2 separate regions of the Mus musculus genome follow, and region 2 is linked to region 1. A link is a loop called in an ENCODE intact Hi-C map of the cell type or tissue named here. Cell type or tissue: left cerebral cortex. All regions are shown on one strand. Links, peaks and the distances in the headings refer to the core of each region. The heading gives the core; the rest is flanking DNA.

The links. Peaks named below come from ENCODE experiments on the same cell type or tissue, not always from the same donor. Only the 100,000 strongest peaks of a DNase experiment are listed, where the experiment ranks them.
Region 2: a loop joins it to region 1, with 2.1 times the contacts of the local background. A loop is called at or near these places in 1 of 42 quality-filtered maps.

The regions. Positions count from the first base shown.
Region 1 is chr15:10,744,683-10,751,819 of GRCm38, forward strand. All of the region lies in intron 2 of 4930556M19Rik (RIKEN cDNA 4930556M19 gene), which reads left to right. Among named protein-coding and RNA genes, the nearest start is that of 4930556M19Rik, 33 kb to the left of the region's middle. In left cerebral cortex, for the core only: no CTCF peak of the experiment used is centred there; DNase peaks (open chromatin) are centred at 3,134 and 3,581.
Region 2 is chr15:10,677,449-10,684,585 of GRCm38, forward strand. All of the region lies in intron 2 of Rai14 (retinoic acid induced 14), which reads right to left. Among named protein-coding and RNA genes, the nearest start is that of Gm52214, 28 kb to the right of the region's middle. In left cerebral cortex, for the core only: no CTCF peak of the experiment used is centred there; a DNase peak (open chromatin) is centred at 3,397.

The sequences.
Region 1 (7,137 bases), core at 987-4,986:
TAGCCAATAAGCTTCCCTTTCCAGACATGTCTTCTTGCAGAAGGTATTTAATCTCTGGTTCACCCTGAGTACCTCATATGAATTCATTTTTCACCATTAATAAATAATTTGGACAAGCCAGGACTATCGCTCTCATCAAGAACCACTGTGGGAGAAGCCTTCGTCATACAGAGATGCTCTGGGCCGCTTAAGTCTCCTGCAGAAGAGCCCTCCGTGCTCCAGGACACTCATCCCTGAGCTGAGTGAGAGAGTCCCCCAGCCCCCAGCCCCAGGTTTATGGGAACCCCTGCCTCTTTGGCCTCAGCTTGGGCTGTTTCTCCCCTAGGCTGGGGCTCTCATCTAAGCCTGTGTTCTCCCACCCCTGAGTAGTATATCTGTATTTCTGTGAGCCTGACACACGATGTCAGAGAAGGATAAAATGCACACACCCGGCCCCCAGCGGCAGGCAAGAAATGAAACCACACAAAATCTCTCTTTATTTTAATTCATCCTTCTAGATTCAGACAGGTCAGCCTCCAACACCCCAGCTCTTCCGCAACCTTCTGAGTGCTAAGATCACAGGCCGGCCTGACCCTGCCTGGTTTTATTCTCTGTTGTCTCACACCATACTTTTTCTTTTATTTAGTATCTTGAGATGATCTCATGCCACTGTGTGTCAGGTTACCATCTCATGCAAAATCCATCACACAATTATAATCAAATTTATAGTAGATGAACTAACCTTTGTAGCTTGATATTTACATTGATTCTCATCTGTAGCTTCCCCAAAACAGTACTATGATAAATAGGCTTTTTTTTTTTATCATATATTTTTCCTTTAATCTTTCCTTGATTACTGGTTTAGAAAGATTTTCCAGAAGTGAGTTTTTTTTTAAAAAAAAAAAAAACTTTTAATTTTTAAAAGACAGGGTCATGAGTACCACAACAGACCTTGATCTTGAATTTCCCATCCCCCTGCCTCTTCCTCTCAAGGGTGGAGATTACAGTTTGTACCAACGCTCTTGGTGTATGTGGTGTTAGGCATTAGACCAGGGCTTCATTTACACTAGCCAAACACTCTGCTGACAGAGCTATGTCCGAAGCCACAGAAGTAAGTTTTCTGAGTTAAGGATCTGAACAAATTGAGAGATGCTTGTCCAGGCATCTCCCAGAGTGGTTGTTTCAACTTTCATCCCCATCAACTGGGTTTCTGGGGTTCGGTTGCATTCTTAGAGTCATATTCAGACTGAGCTTGTAGGTGGGTGAGAAGTCGCAATTCATTCCTACCTAAAGGTAGCATTGAGCTGAAAGGTCACTAGGATGCAGCTATAAATGAAGTTTCTCTCTCCTGATTTGGAGTCTAGGCAACCACTGTGAGGGTCAAAATTACCCTAAAGAGATCACCACCAAGAGGTTGTTCAAACATTTTATTTGCCTGTAATTGCATCTCCTGGTTACATAGAACAGCAAGTCCACATGGTGCTGAATCAGGATTTATAAAAATTATGCTAAAACCACATCCTGCAATTTGAAAAGGCAAAGCAAGACCTCTTTATTCAATGAGTTATAATTATTGGCTTGTATGTGTTCTCTACCGAGTCAGCTTGCAAGTCCCTTGAGACTTTGCATTCTTGTCACATAGACAAGCAGAGGCAGAGTTCCATGTGTGACTTCAAGAGAGAGCGCTTAACCTTCAACTTCATCAATATAGAAAAATCTCAGCTCAAATCTCTTCCATCTTCAAACCCTGAGCCTCAGAATCCTCAAGTCTGTGTGCTGTCAGACCTCTCTTGGGGGAATCCATTTGTAATCCTCCATAGAGCAGGCGGGTGGGCATCTGTGCTTTGGCACAAAGATCATAACCTCCAGAAGTACAGCTGGAATTTAGAGTCCCTGTCCACCAAAGGAGCTTACACATTTGTGTTTGCAGTCAGCAAAGAAGTGTATTGGTTGATGGGAGTATTATACATTCAGAGCAATATCAAAAGCCTGATGAATTGTTGCAGATCACAGACAGGCTTCCTTGTAAGTGGATGTGAGACCTACTGGCATCCTTTGCTGATAGATTTCCCCTGGGGGTTGTAGGTGATGTTCCAGGAACACATTCTATTGTTAAGGAGAGCCATTGTTTACTGGTGGGCAGGCAGTCCTGTTTCATGAATAGTGTTTGGGTCTGTGGTTTGTTTATTTTCCTACAAAAAAATGCAATGGATTATACAATCTCTTCAGTGGGCAGTCTTAGAATTCCCATGGTACAATAGCTCATTCTTCTAAAACTGCCTTAAAGATGGATGGGCCATCTATCACGCATAATAGCACACGCCATCCTTGTGTTCCTGCCCCTCCCCTCCTTTCCCTTTCTCCTCCACAGACCCCTGTTTTCTTTTTCAGCGCCTCATCTATAATCTTTGCTGTACCAGCTTGCTCACATTTTTTGATTATTGTTTCTTTTGTAACAATTCCAACACATTTCCTTCCCCATTTGTGATTTTTTAATTTTTGGTTAGCCTTTCCTTTCCTTTATTTTATTTTATTTTATTTTTTTCTATCCAAGTTGTATTTACTTTCATTTTCTTCCCAATAGCAGATTTCTCTCCATGCCTGTCACATTTAATTGAGGTTGGATGCATGATCAAGGTGGGGAAAAAAAGGCCTTTTCTTCTCATTATTAAAAAGGGAACTACTTTCAATCTGGTCTAATAGCTTAGCCCAGAACACTGCCTATCTTGCTGGGATCCCCAGCCTTTTCTTTTAAAAGCAGCTTTTAACGAGCAGCTTTATGTTCTGTCTGGAGTCCATGCAGGACACGGAGGCTTTGGGACAGAGCATCTTTATCACTGGCCTCGCCTCCCTCCCCCACTGTTTCTGTTGCTTACAGATGTTGTGTGCTGAAATCCATGCTCTTGTTCAAGGGGAAACGGATAGGCCAAAGCTTGCTAATCAAAGCCCCAAAGATATTACATATTATCCAACACTGACGCCAAGAGCCTCTCTTACACGTGGGCTACAAAGAATTTGAGAAAACCATCTAGTACAGTGAGTGGTTATCTGATGTGGCTTGCTCAGGACCAGTTTACTCTGCTCATATGTCTTTAGCACGGTGCGCTTTATTCGGTTGGCTCCTGCGTGTGCATGGGTGTCAGGCAGTATGTGTTGCTGGAGACTTTGCTGGAGCCCACTCCTGGGTGAGTGTGGGAGGGGAAAATATAAATTCTAAAATGTGGAGTATCTCATGCTCTCAATGAGTCATTTCCTCATTTCTCATTAATTTGGCTTAGATCCAACCCTAGGGGAAAAAAAACCCCACTATTTTAATGCATTTGTTCGCATCTGAGAAGTCTCACTTAAGACTTAATAAATACGACCTGCCAATTTAAAGAAGAGAAAAAAATATCTTGCCACAATCTGTTAAATTAGGCTAAGGGTGTGTTTCTAATTTTGAAACCATCTTTGCTTTCTAAAGCATTTGTATATAACTTAGAAATATTCGGAGGTGTATACTGCTGCTTAGATATAAAATGGGATATGCTATTATTGTTCCATCTACTGTGGCTTCTTTACATGTATATTTTTTCACAGCAGTTGATATTTTGTGACAGGATGGCTTGAAGCTCAGCAACCTGCAAATGCTATGTGATAACACGGGACTCACCTCTCCACTCCACTGTAAAAGTTGAAAAGGCTGTAAATCAAGTGTGTGACTGACTCAGGATTGCCCAGTACAGCCCTTTTGAAATTATCCAGTGATGTAGAAATTAGAAGTAGAATGCCCCATGAAATCATCAGACTGAGCTATTCTAGGCTCAGATAAAAAAGTCTTTTCGGGGTATGTTTTTCCAACAGGTTTTGTAATTATCAGGCATAGACTGGGTATGGTTGATAATTTATCAAATTTCTTTTTTACCAAGATGTAAAACCGCAGACCATGTCACCAAGAAGCCCAGGCCTGTCTTGAGATGAAATAGCATTCGGTGTGGAGGCTAGTTCATAAATCAGAAAGGTTAAGGATGACATTGTGTGTGTCACTTTATCTCTCTCTTGTGAGGTAGCAAGAGTTCAGAGAGAGAGACAGTCTAGACATGACAGCAGGAAAGATGTCACTCATTTGATTGATATTGTTGTCTACCTGCCAATGTCTTGAAAGATTAGAAGGAGGCAGGGAAGAGCCCCAGGCTAGGTGGGTTGGACAAAGTAGGCAGGTACACTGCATTAAGTAAACATACGTCCAGAAATAAAGTCCGATTGTGACCTTTCAATCCAAGCAAAGCTGACCATTAAAACTCAGCGTTTGTGTCACTGATCCCTGATTCCTTGACATTCTGTTACCTCTGTCGATATCATTTCATCCACACGAAATAGCAGATCTTTCTTTTAAAACTCAGTTTTGCTCTCCTCATCTTCGGAAACTGATCACAGAGATAAAGTCCAGAACTCACCCACCACCTGCTATATGCTTCTATTCTTTTCTTTATTCAAGGCACTGCCGTGTACAAGCTGAGTTAACTTCTCTGTGTCCTTCAGCTGATGAACCGAAGCTCCTCGATGAAGCTTGCCTTGGTTTATATTTGTTTTTTACTGTGCCTAACACAGAACCGAGAATGTTATAAGATCATTGCAATTGTAGAAAGTGAATGGATGAATGAGTGAATGAATGAGCGAATGAATGAACGAGTGAATAAATGAATGAGCTAATGAGTGAGTGAATGAATGAGTGAATGAGTGAATGAACGAATGAGTAAATGAATGAGTGAGTGAGTGAGTGAATGAATGAGTTAGTGAGTGAATGAATGAACAAGAGAACAAATGGAGGCACATTTTTAGCATAATGAATCAGAAATAGTACCTCCAGAGATGCTGCTTCGTGTATATGGTAATGCAGAGTAGATTAAATGTTGTCTAAGAAAGTGCCATAAATCAAATAGTTTTCTTGGCTTTTAAGTGACCGTGAAGAAAGAACATTAGAAGTCATCTATTCAAAATCCCACATCAAGTGAGAAACTCTTTCTAGGGCTTTATTGACAAACGAGGGGCTGGCTTGCATCTGAATCTCCAAGAGCCAGAGGAAGCATCTACTCCACAGGGAGTCTCTTGTATCCCTCCCAGTACTGACATAAATATACTTGACCTTTATCAAGTGTCTGGGATTCACTCTGTACTCCAAAGTCTGTGTATTTATACTTTTTCACCCCCCTGTTGTATAACCTCTCATTCCAGACAGGGCACCAAAGACAGACCACAGGAATGATTCCACCCACACTTAGCTTAGCGAGCCAACGGGCTTACTAGAGTTATTTATAGGAGTAAGGGGCTACTGACAGAGGTATGATTGACTCAAAGGCAGCCGGGTCACTGGAAAGCCCACCTCAGCATGTGTGAGGAATCATGAAGAAAATATCCTTGGAGCTTCCTACCTAACTTTTAGGCAGCTCAGAGTGCCAGTCTCCTCTCTCTACAGTTGGTACCAGTTACATCTCTTTGGGGAGGGGCCATTTGAATCGTGTCAGCCTCATGAGTTTCCTGAGCCTTTTAGTTCCACTTACTTCAGCCCCTTCTAAACCTCCCTCTTTCCTCCAGGAGAGAATGGTTCCACTCAGAGGAAATAGCTACACAATTCTTACAAAGCTCTGTGAGATTGGGTGTTCCTATTATTATTTTGCAAATGAAGAAACAGGGGTGTAGAACAAATGATTTGACAAATGCTAGAGCCAGTTCTCCAAGCCAGGTATGTCTTGTTCAAGCTATATGCTAGCCACCAAAGCTCCACTGTATCATTTGGATTTCTAAGCCCTAGTCTCCTTACTGTGAAGTGAGGGGGTGTGATGGATTGTAGGACTTCAAAAGTCTTCCTGCTCTGGGAGAATCTAAATTCAGCAGTGTAGGCTGGTGTTCGGGGTAAGTTTTTCTCCCTTGCCAGTTGAGATGCTCTAAGCAGGAGTTCTGCCTTTAAATCTGTGTGAGAGAAAACTGGCTCAGCATTAGAGACCTGGAATAACAGATGCCAAAAGAAAACCGTATTTGAGTCAACAGTAACTTTCTAGCAAATTCAACATAGTGCCTTGAATATTTTAGGAGTCTCATAATTGTTAGGCCCAAAGAACAGGTTTAGAACTTGGGAAACATATAACCAAGAGGAATTTAAAGTCTTTTTCTGTATCTGGTTTGGAGTTAAAGCTGATTTTTTTTTATTAGCTCATATTTGTTGTACAAAGCAATGGGATATGTATTTAGCCTTTGAATTTGAGAGTTGCCTGGTAAGTTCTTTGTTATGCCCTCTACACTCACATGTTGAAATTCTAATCTGGTATCTTAAAAAGATGGCAGTATTTGGAGACAGTCCCTATAAAGAGATCATTAAGATAAAAGTCATCGTTTGATTCACATGAATGAGTTCTGTTTGCCTTTGACTCTTCTAATGAGAAGAGAAGAAAAGGTTAGTGTGCACACGCGCACACAAACACACAGAGCGAGAGAGTGAAAGAGTGAGCAAGAGAGAGAGAAGAGAGAGAGAGAGATTTTTCACAGGCATATACAGTAAGAGTCATGTCTCTTAAGAAACTAAGCCTACTGAAATTGTCAGACTACAGAGCTGGGAGATAAATTCCTGTTGTTTAGCCTATCCAGTCCTTCCTGTTGTTTAGCCTATCGAGTCCTAGCATGGTGATTCACTTCCTTACCTAAAGCTTTGTGATGTAGAAGGCAGTGTACTTGGCTTCACTGTGGTTTTCTGTGCCTTTTGTTTTGAACAAGGTCTCACTTGGTATCCTGGGCTATATGAACTTTTTTTGATCCTCCTGCTGTTTGAGTATTTCAGGCCTGGGTCATCGTTCTAACAGAACTGTTCACAACACACAAAGGTGTTGAAGTAATATTATTTCATTCTAAGTGAAAGCAAGCCTGAGGATACCAAATATGGAAGGCCAGCATTGCGCAGAGGACATAAACATGGGAAGAAGGCCATCTCAGAAACAGGATGAAGGAGGAGATGTTGGAAGACTGATAGAATTTTCATTTTGTTCCCAAGCCAGGGAGAGACTTTGGTTTCTGGTCTTCTAACCCTCACATAGTTGAAACTGAGGAAGGAGTCTTCTGAGGATATGGTTTGTGGTCAAGGAGCAATGAAGCTGACTGCCCAGTGCGATGGATTTAGACCAACAACCA
Region 2 (7,137 bases), core at 1,468-5,467, 67 kb before region 1:
TAAATGAGGTTGAAGGACCTGGAAAGTTGGGTCGCTAGTTAACTTGTTTTTGTCGAGGAGCCCGGTTTGATTTCCAGTACCCACATGGTAGCTCACAACACTGAAACTCCAATAGCAGGGGATCTAAAGCCCTCATCTGCCTTCTCTCAGGCGTGCACGTGTGCACAGACTCCAATGCATGCAGAACATTCATACGCATAAACTAATGAACTTTTCTTTGGATTTTTAAAATGAGGTTGAAGACAATTAGACAACTGTCCAATCCAAACAAGAATTTGAGCCCTCTTCTATGTTTCTAGCAATAAAGCAGTGCTTTCAATTAAGGGCAGGCAGATTCTTTTATGATCAATAAGGAGAAAATGCCAGACAGTACTCTAGGTCTAAATTTAAGATGATTCTCTGCCTCTAGAATAATGGCTACTTAATGAGCACACATAAGGTCTAAGTTGATAACTGCTCTCTTTATTGTGCTTCTCCAGTCACTTAGAACTAGCAGTAGCTCTAGAACAGAGATAAAATAGTCATTCCGTATCCACGAGTTCTGCACCCACAGATCCAATTGAACACAAATGAGAAATATTTAGGAAAATTAAAAGTCTGTACCAAAACTATACAGATGTGTTTACGTGTGTGCTCTTGTTTTGTTTCCTAAACATTGAGAACAACTGCTTACACAGCATCTGTACTCAATTAGGTATTTCAAGAAATCCAGGGACAGCGTCATATACACAATAGGATTCCACAGGTTGCCTGGGAATACTGTGTGCGTGGTCTTTTTCGATGGGAGACTTTACTCACGGAACACGGGGTTTGAGAACCGCCAGTGACCTCATTCTACACTTTGGCCCTTGATTCATCCCGTACCACGAGAAGCTCAGCTGGGAGCAGAGACCTGCTAGCCCAAGGCTCACCCCTCCAACCCATCTGCCTACCACAGTGGACCGGTCTGGTTAGCTTTCTTAATATACTTGAAGCAGAACTTCATAGTAACAGACTCCTGTGACTCCCATGAGGGTGGGCCTTACCAAGTACTACACCCAGCTCTCAAAAACCACCCAGCGTACAATCATTCCCCCAAGACCCCCAAGCCAGGAACAACCATCTAAAGGAAACTCTGCCCCACACCTTTGGAAGGTGAAATCATATCCCTTGTACTTTTTGGAAACAGAAAGCTATCCCATACTCTTTAAGTCTCAGGTCCCAGTGCAGCCTTTTAGAGTCTCCTTTTGCTCCATCTTTCCCCTAAACAGGCCTAACCACTTTTGATTTCCATATTCCCCACCCTACTTTTATCTTTGGCAACCAAAGCTTTTCAGACTGATAATCCTGGGCTGGCCCAGTAGGTTTCTCTGAAGCATGTTTTGGTCAAAGTGTACACTGGATTATCAACTTTCAGTCGCCACCGGCAGTAGGAATGAGGAATTTGAAATCCAATTCCAGGCCTTCCCTCAGTTGGCTACAATCTCCCTGTTCTCTATCTCAGCAAGCATGACTAGGCTTAATCTAGACATCCTGGACACAAGACCCCAGGGACGAGTCCTAATTCCTACCTGACTTTGGTGACCGGAATAAGCGTTAGGAGCTGAATTCATTTGCTGAAGTCCTCTCTCTAAGGAATAGGGTCAGTACAGAAGAAATTTGTTATCAACGAGGTGGACCTTAAGCAGCAACAGTGTACTTCCTATGGAAGGGGAAACGTGGGCACAGGCATGTGTGCAGTGTGCACACTTGGAGATGAAGGTAAGCAACAGAACACGGAGCAAGTGCCAGAAGCTGGAGAGGCAAGCATCGATTCCTCCACGGTCCTCTGAAAGGACGTCAGTTTGGTCCCCTACACTGAGACAATGGGATACAATCCACGCCCATGGAGTTTAAGCCACTCTGATGAGTTTGGTACCTCAGCACTAGCAAAGCAACACATCAATTCTCTAAGCGGCAGGCTCCCCCGCTGGAAAATGGGACAAGAAGAGGTCTTCTGGAATAATGAGGAACCAACAAATTACAAGTGAAGTGTCTTGCTTAATTAACCCTTGGCATGACAGCGCCTCGTTAAACTGTTCAACTGTTCCTTATCCTGGTAGAATAGGGTCACCTTTTCCTGCTGTTTCCTAATGTCTGCCCCACCAAACTGCTGAGTGACAGGCCAGGCCAAATTAATCCTACACCAGATTTCTCAGGTGATGAGGGCCACTTAGCCTGGGCTGGCAGGGTGTGGCCTCACGAAGAGGCCTTCCTTTTGCATTATCAACCCGAATCTGGCTCCCTCCCCGCTCTCTGCTCCACACCCACACAAATCCCATCCTTTCCTTCCAGCTGAAGCCACCACCCTAGCCTTGGCCCCAGGCCTGGCCCCTTTCTCTGGTTACAGTTTCTCAAAACCCCCAAGCATTCTACTGCCAGAATATAATCATGTCAAAACCTCATTCTTCAGTTCAGCTCACCCCACCCTGGCCTTTCAACACTGCTCAGAGCCACCCAATCTCCCTTTGCAGCACATTTCCTATTAGCTGTCCGTGCAAGACACGGGCTCTCCACTCTACCTCTGCATATGACATCCTGGCCTCATAATGATCGATTCCTCTATTAATTATAGCCTGCTCAATCAAGCTGGTCCAGCCCTGAGTTCATTTCTCTCTTTCATGAAGCTTTCCCTAAAGCCTTATACTGCTGGATATCCACACACCAGGCTTCATTTTGAACAGCAAAGCGTCAGGCATAGAGCTCAGCTAGACAGCAAACACCTTTAGGCATTCACCCCTTGCAGACTTGTGCTGGGCACCAGGAGCTATGGCTGACTTTGACTTTACTATGTGGAAGGTTTCACCTTTACTCTTCATGCTGCTTTACAGGAGATATAGATCCTGCCTCAAATAAAGATGAGGAAATTAAAGATCAGAGCAATTATGGACATTGTTGATATCATATGGATACCAGAGGGTGGGAGCGACATAGACAGAAGACAAGGGGTGAGCTGAAAAACCAGACCCCAAAGGACATGGATTACAGGCTAGAGGAAAGATGATGTCAAGGACCAGAGATGTGGCTCAGGAGCAAAGGTCTTACCTAGCTTGCAGAGGTAAATCTAGGTTTGTCCAATATATATATTAAATAATATACAGTCTCCTCTCTCTGTCTGTCTCTCTGTCTCTATCTCTCTCTCTACCTACCTGTGTGTGTGTGAGAGAGAGAGAGAGACTTACACACACCAAGGTTGAGCCTTTCTGCTGCTCAATGAAATTTTGTGACTTAGATTGAAATTACATGAGCATATGTACCAAGATGACTCAATGCCAATGTTATAATAAGAACTAGAATTTAGACTGATGCCAAAACTACAGAAATAGATTTATCTAACAGAAAAACCAAATTTAACAAACTGAACTACTACAGTAAATTTTAAGTGGGATGAATACCACGTCTTGACTTTGAGTTCACGTATTCGATGGCACGAGAAACGTCTGGGCTAAGAATGAAGGAAGAGGGCGTGGCCACCAAGGCACCTCATTTAATCTCAGCGGATGTCAACAGCAGAACAGCTAGAAAGTGAAAATGATTTTTATTTTTATTTTGTAACAAATCTAGAGTTCTGCTCAGAACGCTGGGCCACCACTTGAGGCTTAAGCTGTCACCTAGGTTCAGGTGGAACTTGCTGACCTAATTAAGAACACTCACATTTCACAATTTTGTTCATTACTCAGTGTGGTAGTTTGAACAAGACTAGGCTCATGCTTGAATGATTAGAGAGTGACATTGGGAGGTATGGCCTTGTTGGACTAGGTGTGTCATTGGGGGTGGGCTTTAAGGTTTCTGAAACCCAAGCCAAGCCCTAGAGACTCTCTCTTTCTCTTCCTGCTGCCTGCTGACCCAGATGTGGAACTCTCAGCTGCTTCTCCAGCACCATGTCAGCCTGCATGCTGCCATGCCTCCCACCATGATAAGCATGGACTAAACCTCTGAACTGCAAGCAAGCCTCAATTAAATGTTTTCTTTTATAAGAGTTGCCAGGGTCTTGGTGTCTCTTCACAGTGATAGAAGATTAACTAAGACACACATTGACTGAATGCATGGGCTCACAGTAATGCAAAGCTAAATTTACAGTCTGTAACTGGAAGGTGGTGACACAAAGCCCTTCTTTGTCAATGGAGGTGAGAGATGATCATGGTTTTTGCTGTCTGTGTGAGCAACCTCAAAATGATAACCATAAGCGACACTTGTTAATCCCACATCTAATCAGATCAGTTAAAGCAAAGATTACTTGAAGAAAAACCTGACTGACTACCCAATGTCTCCAGTTGATAACACCCTTCCATTCCCTAGCTTGGGAGAAGCAGTTAACTTCCTATGAAACAGCCTGCTACAATAGGTTTCTGCCAACACAACACTGTTGGGCAAGGAGCAGCCAACAGCAGCAAGTCACTAAAGACCGAGAACATTCTAGAACACCTTTAACATTCAAGTCTCAAAGGAGACTGTGGAACCTGCCTATAAACATGTTAATTGTCTCTTAATATCCATTCTTCTTTGCCCCTTGAGGTTCAGGGCTAGGATCTCTTGCCTTCCCCTCAGGTTTTACATGAGGGCAATGAATTGTGCCCCCCATGGGCACATCTCTTCAAAAGGAAAATGGTATAGTTCGCTTTCTTTAAGACTTAAATGTTGAGTAACAGAGCGAGCAAGCCCAGAGCGGTACTGCCCAACCTAATTATAATGGAAAACTTGCACCATTTAAACAAGTTTTGGGGGCTAGGAAGATGGCTTGGGGGTGTGGGGGTGGGGGTGGGGGAGGACATACTAGCTACACAAAGCCTGAAGGCCCAAGTTCCATCCCAGAAACTAACCCAAAAAGCCAGAAGCAGAGGTGTGTCGCTGTAATCCCAGCACTCCTATGGCAAAACTGGGAAGCAGGAAGAGGAGAATGGCCCGAATGCTGGCCAGTTAGCCCGTAGTAGATACGCTGTACAGGCAGGAACAAGAGAGCCTCCCTCAACAAGGGGGAAGGTAGAACTGGCTCTCACTCTTCTATATGCATACATTAGTGTACCTGTGTGCAGTCTCTCCACCCCTCCCTCCCGCCCCCGGCCCACAACTCCCCACACAAACAAATCATGATAGGCAGATTAAAACACATAAACAGCAGCAGATGAAATAAACTTTACTCATTTGTACGATCTAAACCATCAGCAGTCTGCTGAGCAATTATTTTAAAATAACCCCAAGATTCCTTAAAAATATTTAACGGGCTAGAGTGGAGCAGAGTTCAATGTCTTTGACATCTGCTACATGTTTTTAGGTCACCTTAGTTTAAACCAGCACCATTTTAAATGCCCAGGAGTCACAGGGGCCTGGGCATAGCGCAACCTAGAGGGAAGAGAATGGCCGTGTTACTTGGGGTCCAGTGCAGTCTAAGCAAGGAGCTGTGTGCAGACCCTTTGGATTCTTGAAACTCTCACTTCAGAGGAAAGCAGGGTCACTCTATTTGGGCACCTTAACACATTATCCCATCATTAACTAATACATCCAGTATGTTCCAGAAGGATCTTGCAGCGTCCTAGTTATAAAAGAATTTTTCAAAAAAAAAAAAAAAAAAAAAGAAAAAAAGAATTTTTCAAAGAATGCAGAGCTTCATGAGTTGGAACTTAACTCTTATCAAAATCCCTCCAAAAACAAAGACCAAATACAAATGTCCTCCCCCCATCCCCCACACCTCCACCCCGGCCCTCAAGTCCAGCATTGGGAAACACAATTCAAAAGAGACATATGCAAAGAGACTGAATGTGGATCCTTTGACTTTCTCTTGCTCCCGATCTCTGTGCCTCCTAGTAGAGCACCCGCCCACTGGGCAGCCCAGGAAAGAGCTGGAGACATCAGCCCAGTGGACTTCTAGGAAGTTGAAAAAGCAAAATAAAACATTTTCAGAGAGCGTTTCCCAAAACAGGAGAGCATTCTCAGAAATGACAGCCACTGGCATAACCTGTGAGTCAGACACAAGGCCTTTCCTCCTTTCCGTGGACGCAGGAACTCAAGCAGAAGCAAGCCCCAGCCAACAGTTTTAAAGACACAACTGGATATCTGGCTACCGCTCTCCCATCACCTTATAAATGAAACTATCCACCTTTACACAGCAAAGATCTCTGTGCAAAAACTCAACTCAGAACCTCCACAGGATGATTCAGAAGCAACTCCCAGTTCATCACTGAAGAGAAACCCAACGCTGAATCCATGAAGCAAGAGAACATGTAGGTCCACAACAGTCCTCACTGAAACTCATCGGATAAATACTTTGTATCAAAGAGGTAAGAGACAATGACCTGAGATGACTCGTTTGCTCTGAACGCTATCAGATCTTCCCAAGTTTAGGAGTCAAGGTCTGCATTTTACTTCGGTCTCCAGATGGAAAATGTCAAGTTTAAGGAAGAATCAGGTCAAGGTGATGGCTGAAGTTCTGATTCACAGAGCCAGCCAAGGAGCAGCACACAGAGATGCATCATGGGCTCCCGTGAACAGCAGAAGCAACATCCCGCCTCCCCTTCAAAGCCAGTCTGAAAGGGATGTGGCTCGCAGCAAGCAAACCACCCAGATTCCCCCACCACAGGGGAAGGAAGCACACTGGCAATAGTGAGCCTCACTGCTCTACACAAGCTTAGATAATATGAAAGGATTGTATAAAATCGTTATACAGTTTTTTTTTTTTTTTCTTTTCGGGAGGGGTATTGCTGGGAATTAAACCCAGGACTTCCATATGTTAGACAAGTGCTCTGAATGGGCTTATTCTAGCAATGAACAGTAGGCAAGGTTTTATTTAATACAGTTTGAAGATTCCAAATTTACAAATGCTAATGCCCTGTGTAAGCAGATCTATACCTTCACATAGTGCAACATATCCTGTAAGTAAAAACCCAGTTCCAGGCCTGCCATTTATCAAATATGAGACTCATGCCATAAAATTCACTTTCAATCAACATACCTACTTTCCTTCCTTCCTCCCTCCCTTCCTCCCTTCCTTCCTTCCTTCCTTCCTCCCTTCCGTCCGTCCATCCGTCCGTCCTTCCTTCCTCTGTAAAACGCTATCATTAGATGTTCATTACCTGACAGGGTCTGAACATAAATGACAAGGAGTATGCAAACTTGGCACTGTGT